2 separate regions of the Homo sapiens genome follow, and region 1 is linked to region 2. Evidence: read pairs that join two places in POLR2A ChIA-PET (ENCODE). Cell type or tissue: OCI-LY7. All regions are shown on one strand. Region 1 overlaps FBXO47 (F-box protein 47). Region 2 overlaps FBXL20 (F-box and leucine rich repeat protein 20).

Region 1 (4,000 bases), 350 kb after region 2:
TGAAAGAAATTTTTCTCCCTGATCAAGTCTCAATTGCTTAAACTAACAAAAACACTAAGACAATTATATGTATAATTCAGTAAAAAGTACAAATATGTATTGATCTTAATTGCTTTTTTAAATGGTTTTATTCATGTAAGGATTTCAACTTTCTATTTAATTTTGATGCAAACACTTGGTTTATGACTAATTCTTTAAGTAAATGTTTGATATACTTACCATTTTCTCATATCGTCATTCTTACCTGATCTATTATTGTTTTCACTATTTTTTTTTTTGAGATGGGATCTTGCAGTGTTGCCCAGGCTGGCCCGTACTCCTGGGCACAATCGATCCTCCTGCCTCAGCCTCCTGAGTATCTGAAACTACAGGCATGTGTGACTGCATCCAGCCTTATTTTCAGACATTAAAATAAGATTTTCAGAATGCTGTGCTTTGGGCCGGGCGCAGTGGCTCATGCCTGTAATCCCAGCACTTTGGAAAGCTGAGGTGGGAGGATCGCTTGAGCCCAGGAGTTCAAGACCAGCCTGGGTAACATAGGGAGATCCCCATTTATACAAAAAATTAAAAAATTATCTGGGCATGGCGGCCCAGCTGAAAGCTGAAAAAAATCATGAGGTTCAGGCATATATTTTCCTACCATATATCTTATTTTTAGTTTGAGGACATTTGCCCTCATAGGAATGTTAACAGTGTATTGCCATTTTAGGAAAATAGAATGTTTAAAGTTAGAGGAAACAAATTAGAGGACAAAACCTGTTGTCCCAGCTACTCAGGATGCTGAGGTGGGAGGGTTACTTGAGCCGCAGAGGTTGAGGCTGAAGTGAGTCAATTGTGAAAATGCACTCCGGCCTTGGCAACAGAGTGAGACCCTGTCTCATATTCATACACACACACACACACACACACACACACACACAATGCTTTGAAGAATAATTTTCTTTTTTTTTTTTTTTTTTTTTTTTGAGGCAGAGTCTCACTCTGTTGCCCAGACTGGAGTGCAATGGCACAGCCTCGGCTCACTGCAACCTCTGCCTCCTGGGTTCAAGCGATTCTCATGCCTCAGCATCTCCAGTAACTGGGATTACAGGCATGCACCACCATGTCTAACTAATTTTTGTATTAGTAGAGACAGGGTTTCACTATGTTGGCCAGGCTGGTCTCGAACTCCTGTCCTCAAGTGATCTGCCCTCCTCAGCCTCTCAAAGTGCTGGGATTACAGGAGTGAGCCACCGTACTCGGCCAATTATAAATTTTAATTTGTTTCTTCACATAAAACAGAGCAGATGGCCAATGTGGAAAGAACATTACATCTGACTCTATTTAGGGAAGAACTTTAAAAAAGTTAGTCTCTAAAGGGTATAGCAGAGCACCTGTGGTTGTTTTTTTTTTTTAAACAGCCAGTATTGGGTTTTATGGTAAGTTGTAATCCTTAAAAATAGGAGTTTTATATTAGGCAGTCAGCATACCAAAATAAGGCTGGATGCAGTCACACATGCCTGTAGTCCCAGATACTCAGGAGGCTGAGGCAGGAGGATCAATTGTGCCCAGGAGTAGAATTCTAAGAATTAATGCCTGGAATTCCTTAGTTATTATATGCTGTGAAACTGGATACCAATGTATGAAGGGAAAGAACTCAGCTTAAAAACCAAACACTGAAAAATGTCTTTTTTTTCCCTTAGTTGTCAAGTATGAAAAATGTCTTTTTATATACAAAAATAAAGAGGGTTTTTGTTTAAAACAATTCTGTTCATGTGTTACTCAAACATAGCAACTTCTAAAAATAAGTTAGACTCCTGTAGATTCTTCAGAATTATATAAAGTAATTATAATATGTAAAAAAGTAAATAGAAGATGAAAGCTGAAAAAAGTCATAAGGTTCAGGTATGTATTTTCCTACCATATATCTTATTTTTAGTTTGAGGACATTTGCCCTCATAGGAATGTTAACAATGTATGGCCATTTTAGGAAAATAGAACGTTTAAAGTTAGAGGAAACAAATCATACACTTCCTGTCACTGTAGCTCAAGTTACACATCTCACTGAGAAATTGAGGAGTTTTTTTTTTTTTCTTTTTAAAGTATCTGTACACAAAATCTTATACATTCTTAACATGCAAGTCCCATAAAAGGATATCTTAGAAGGAAGAGATGGATATTTCATCCTAACTGGATACTTTCTGTGGGGAAAAAAAAAATCTAGCTTCTGAAATTTTAAGTACTTATGACTTAAATTTTTGTATTTGGAGAGAGGGATACACAACCTGTTTTCTCGGCCCAACGCAATTTATTCCCAGTGCTTTGGGAGGTCAAGGTGGAAGGATTACTTGAGCCCAGGAATTCGAGACCAGCCTGGGCAACAAAGCAAGACCCTGTCTCTACAAAAAAAATGTTTTTTAAAAATTGGCTGGGCTTGGGCCGGGCATGGTGGTTCACACCTGTAATCCCAGAACTTTGGGAGGCCGAGGCAGGCGGATCATGAGGTCAAGAGATCGAGACCATCCTGGCCAACATGGTGAAACCTCGTCACTAAAAATACATAAATTAGCTGGGCGTGGTGGTGTGCACTTGTAGTCCCAGCTACTCGGGAGGCTGAGGCAGGAGAATCACTTGAACCTGGGAGGTGGAGGTTGCAGTGAGCGGAGATCACGCCACTGCACTTCATCCTGGCAACAGAACGAGACTCTGTATCAAGAAAAATAAAATAAAATTAGCTGGGCTTGGTGGCACACACGAGGATCACTGGAGCCCACAAGGTCGAGACTGCAGTGAGCCATGATGGCATGCCACTGCACTTCAGCCTGGGCGACAGAGTAAGACCTTGTCTCAAAAAAAAAAAAAAAAAAGAAAAATCAGTTTTCTCATTCTTTCCATGTTTTAGATTAACAACTCTTAAAACATATTCCTTTGTGGACATGAGGTTAATTTCAAGAGATATTGAAATCTGTTTTCTGTGGAATAAAGACAAAATAAAATTTCTCTAGTGTGTCTTTGTCTTATTGTATCTTTTATACTCTATGTATTTTTCCATGTGTCCTATAGTAGCAATTTAACAATTTTTTGCAAGATTTTATGCCAAGGCCTCTTAGATGAGCATCAGAGTCACTTGGTAAATACCATAAATGGAAAGTGTTTTGCACCCTTCCTCCCAAACTTTCTCTTAGAAATCATATCAACTCATAGTCCACTGTGATATACCATACTTGACTTTCAGGAAACATTATTCTGTGCTCTATTGATGTTCTTAATTGTATTGTTGTCATTTTTTCTTATGTCTCTTTACTTTCTTAGGTCTACTGTTTAAAAGATGCACATTGCTGCTACCCACCAAGGAAAGGCTAAAATACATTCACAAGATACTCACAGAAGTAAGATCATACTTCTAAATTAGTTTACAATCTTGATTTCCAGTAAAGATATTTTATTATTATCTTATGCTCATTTTACTCTATATTAGTAGAATTTCATGAATTAGCACTAAAAAATTGATTTATTATAATCTAATACTTTACCAAGTACTTCGAGATTATATAATGTCAAAATGTAGTAATCTTTCACTTGTTTATAAAACAATTTTCATATATAACTAAGCACATCATTCAAGTTTATTAGGTTTGTCAGAGTATAAAGTATATTTTACACCACATACAAATCCTGAGGAAGTTTTAAAGTAGTGATGTAGATATTGTATTAAAGTGAAATAATTTCTGAATTTTGAAATTTTATTGTTTAAATGTATAGAAACATGGGAAAGTATTTTAATATATAAAATGACAAACATTTTATGATAATAGACTTGGAAATGTGTATTAATATGTTTGGGCATAGTCTCTTTATAAGACTCAATTTTATATACAAATCCAAGCATATGTCCAACTCTTGATGGTTCAGTTCTACACTCAGTGGTATCTGCTGTTTCTGATACACTGACTTTTTCTTTTTTTTTTTTTTTTGTTGAGACAGAGTCTCGCTCTTGTCACCCAGGCTGGAGTGCAGCAGC
Region 2 (4,000 bases):
TGTATTCCTCTCTACCTTTTAAAAAATTTTTTATTGTAGGCCAGGTGCGGTGGCTCACTCCTGTAATCCCAGCACTTTGGGAGGCTGAGGCGGGTGGATCAGGAAGCCAGGAGATTGAGACCATCCTGATTAACACAGTGAAACCCCGTCTCTACTGAAAATACAAAAAATTAGCCGGGCGTGGTGGTTCGGCGCCTGTAGTGCCAGCTACTCAGGAGGCTGAGGCAGGAGAATGGCATGAATCTGGGAGGGGGAGCTTGCAGGGAACCAAGATTGTGCCACTGCACTCCAGCCTGGGTGACAGAGCAAGACTCCGTCTCAAAAAAAAAAAAAATTATTGTATTAAAAATTTTTTTGATTTTTTATTTCCCACCATTCTAATAGAAACCTATTTTTTTTTCTTTTTTTAAGAGACAGTCTGGCTCTGTTGCCCAGGCCAAAGCATAGTGGGGTGATCACAGTTCCCTACAGCCACTTACTCCTGAGCTCAAGTGATCCTCTTTCCTTAGCCCCCTGGATAGCTAGGACTACAGGCGTGCACCACAATCCTCAGCTAAATTTTTTCATTTTTACAGAGTCGGGGTCTCACTGTGTTGCCCATACTGGCCTCAAACTCCTGGCCATGGGCCAGGTGTGGTGACACACGCCTGTAATGCCCGCACTTTGGGAGGCCAAGGTGGGTAGATCACCTGAGCCCAGGAGCTCGAGACCAGCCTGGGCAACATGGCAAAACCCTGTCTTTAGGAAAAAAAAAAAAAAAGATCAAACTTTTGGCCGCAAGTGATCCTCCACCTGCCTTGGCCTCCCAGAGTGCTAGGATTATATATAGGTGTGAGCCACCATGCCTGGCCTGGCTTCCCCTAGACTTAGAATACAGTTGAAATCATTTACTATGTCCACAAAGTCTTTTAAATTTTTTTTTTTTTTTTTTTGAAATGATGTCTTGCTCTGTTGCCCAGGTTGGAGTGCAGTGGAGCCATCTCAGCTTACTGCAACCTCTGCCTCCCAAGTTGTAGCGATTCTCCTGCCTCAGCCTCCCAAGTAGCTAGGATTACAGGCACTTGCCACCACACCCAGCTAGTTTTTGTATTATTAGTAGAGACAGAGTTTCACCATGTTGGCCAGGCTAGTCTTGGAATCCTGACCTCAGGTGATCCACCCGCCTCGGCCTCCCAAAGTGCTGGGGATTACAGGTGTGAGCCACTGCGCCCAGTCTTTTTTTTAACATATTCTGGCCCTTGACTAACAGAAGTTTGTTCAATATCCTCATCTATAAGATGGGAATGCTAATAGTACCTATCTTATAGAATTGTTTTAAGGAGTCATTGGATTAGTATGTAAATTTACACACTTAGAATGATACCTGGTACATAATTAAGAACTCAGTATAGGGTTGTGCTGCTGCTGCAGTCCAGCTTCACTGTCTATTCTGATCTTCAAACATTCGTTTGTCATACACCCACTATTTCGTCTACTGGAATGCTCTTCTCCCCAGATCTTGGCAATCTGTTTCCTTTGATCATTTAGATCTTAAATCAAATACCTACTCCTAGGGGAGGCTTTCCTTGACCACCCTTCTATCACATTACTCAGCTTTATGTTTTTTATAGTACTCATCACTAATTGAAATTTTCTCATATATTTTACTTATTTTTTATCTACCTCCAGCCCCTATGCCGTGAGTTACTCAACAGTAGGGACTTAAAACAGTGCCCGTAGATAGCAGGTGGTAAAAATGTTTTTTGAATGAAACTCACCACCCTCCAAATCAGAATGTTTTTCTTTCCTTTCAGGCAAGCTGAAAAATTATAACCACAGCTTCAGATACTGCTCATCATTTTAACTAGATGTTTCCCCCTTTTGTATCCACCTATCCGGTTCTCCTTAGAGAAGGCAGATTCTCTAGACATTATTCACTATAATTGGTCTCTGGGCTTTTATTCAGGGATTTTCCTGTCCCTTGCTGGTGTCTTGCTGAGATTGCAGGATATAGATCAGTTATATTTGCTTTCCGTGTTGCTCCTTGCTTAACCCTCCCAGCTTATTTAATTTATTATCAGTTTTAAACAGTCCCTTACATGGGCCTCTACAGTTGGAGAAAAATCAAAATATCAGAAATCTGTTAGAGGAAGTAAATGTGTAAGAAAACCTAAGGGAAGATTCTTGAAACCAGTTCAGTTGCTATTAATAGTTTTTCTGACATCATGCAAATATTTCAATCACCAAAAGCACTTTCTGCTTCAAAACTGAAAATATTTAAAATAGTGTGATACTGGCATAAAGCAGACATAGACCAATGGAATAGAATAGAGAGCTCAGAAATAAACCTTCACATATATGGTCAAATGATTTTTGTCAAAAATGCCAGGACCATTCAGTGGGGAAAAGTACAGTCTTTTCAATAAATGGTCTTGCAAAGACCTATATCTAAGAACTAAAATTATAAAATCTTTGGAAGAAAACAGGAGAAAAACTTCATGACATTGAGTTTAGCAGTGATTTCTTGGATTTGACACCAAAAGTTCAGGAAATGAAAGAAAAAATAGATAAAGTGGATTACATCAAAATTTAAAACTTGTTTTAAAGCCTGGCGTGTGGTGGTGGGATGCCTGTAATCCCAGCTACTCGGAAGGCTGAGACAGGCGAATCACGTGACCCCAAGAGGCTGAGGTTGCAGTGAGCCGAGATGGTGCCACTGCACTCCAGCCTGGGCGACAGAGCAAAACTCCGTCTTAAAAAAAAAAAAAAGAACTCACTCTATCACCCAGGCTGGAGTACAGTGCTGTGATTGTAGCTTACTGCAGCCTCAAACTGAACACAATAGATCCTCCTACATCAGCTTCCCAAGTAGCTGGAACTACAGGCATATACCAGCATGCCTGGCTACTTTGTTTTTTTTTGTTTGTTTGTTTTTTGAGACACAGTCTCACTCTTGTCTCCCAGGCTGGAGTACAATGGCACCATCTCGGCTCACTGCAACCTCCACCTCCCAGGTTCAAGCGATTCTTCTGTCTCAGCCTCCCGAGTAGCTGGGATTACAAGCGCCCCCACCACCACGCCTGGCTAATTTTGTATTTTTAGTAGAAACGGGGTTTCACCATGTTTGTCAGGCTGGTCTCGAACTCCTGACCTCAGATGACCCACCCACCTCAGCCTCCCAAAATGCTGGGATTACAGTCGTGAGCCACTGTTCCCGGCTTAATTTTTAAAATTTTTGTAGAGACAGGGTCTCACTGTATTTTCCAGGCTGTTCTCAAACTCTTGGCCTCAAGTTATCCTCCTGCCCTCACATCCCAAAATGGTGGAATTACAGGTTTTAGCCATCATGCCTAGCCAAAGCTATGTTTTTTCTTTTCTTTTTTAAAATAGGGAGCCTCACTGTGTTGCCCAGGCTGGTCTTGAACTCCTGGCCTCTAGCAGTCTTTCCACTTCAGCCTCCCAAAGAGGTGGGATTATAGGCATGAGCCACCTTGCCTGATCTCCCATTCACTTTTATTTCCAGGATTCCCTGAACTATTTGCACAGGTAGCTTATGGTGTGGTTTATCAGGCTTTCAGCAAATAACTTATTGGTCTACTTCAAAATAAATACTTATTTGCCTTCTATAAGGCTGAGAAAAATTCTAGACAGTAAATATTTTCTAACATTGCTGTGTTAAAGGAGTCTTGTAATTTATTAAATTAGAATGAAATATGTAGAGATCTAACTTTTTTTAATTTATATTTTGTTTCTGGGTTTTTTTTTCTAGACATTTAACATTTTTCATTGCTGTTTTTTAGGCTTTATTAAATTATCTTTTTTTCTTCATAACTGTAAAATACTTCATTAAGATCCTTCCCAGCAGGGGCTGGGTGTGGTGGCTCACGCCTGTAATCCCAGCACTTTGGGAGGCTGAGACAGGGCGGATAACCTGACATCAGGAGTTTGAGACCAGCCTGCCCAACACGGTGAAACCCCATCTCTACTAAAAACACAAAAATTACCCGGGCGTGGTAGTGGA

The links. ChIA-PET counts read pairs that join two places held together with the same protein. Peaks named below come from ENCODE experiments on the same cell type or tissue, not always from the same donor. Only the 100,000 strongest peaks of a DNase experiment are listed, where the experiment ranks them.
Region 1: POLR2A ChIA-PET joins it to region 2 with 5 read pairs; 1 of 35 experiments calls an interaction of 5 or more read pairs at or near these places.

Annotation. Positions count from the first base shown.
Region 1 is chr17:38,956,545-38,960,544 of GRCh38, reverse strand. FBXO47 (F-box protein 47) reads left to right here. Exons shown (of 11, transcript NM_001008777.3): 4 at 3,292-3,368. Among named protein-coding and RNA genes, the nearest start is that of FBXO47, 8.9 kb to the left of the region's middle. In OCI-LY7, no CTCF peak of the experiment used is centred here; no DNase peak of the experiment used is centred here; H3K27ac peaks cover 516 bases.
Region 2 is chr17:39,304,903-39,308,902 of GRCh38, reverse strand. All of the region lies in intron 2 of FBXL20 (F-box and leucine rich repeat protein 20), which reads left to right. Among named protein-coding and RNA genes, the nearest start is that of MIR548BC, 9.5 kb to the right of the region's middle. In OCI-LY7, no CTCF peak of the experiment used is centred here; a DNase peak (open chromatin) is centred at 2,182; H3K4me3 peaks cover 1,192 bases; H3K27ac peaks cover 1,404 bases.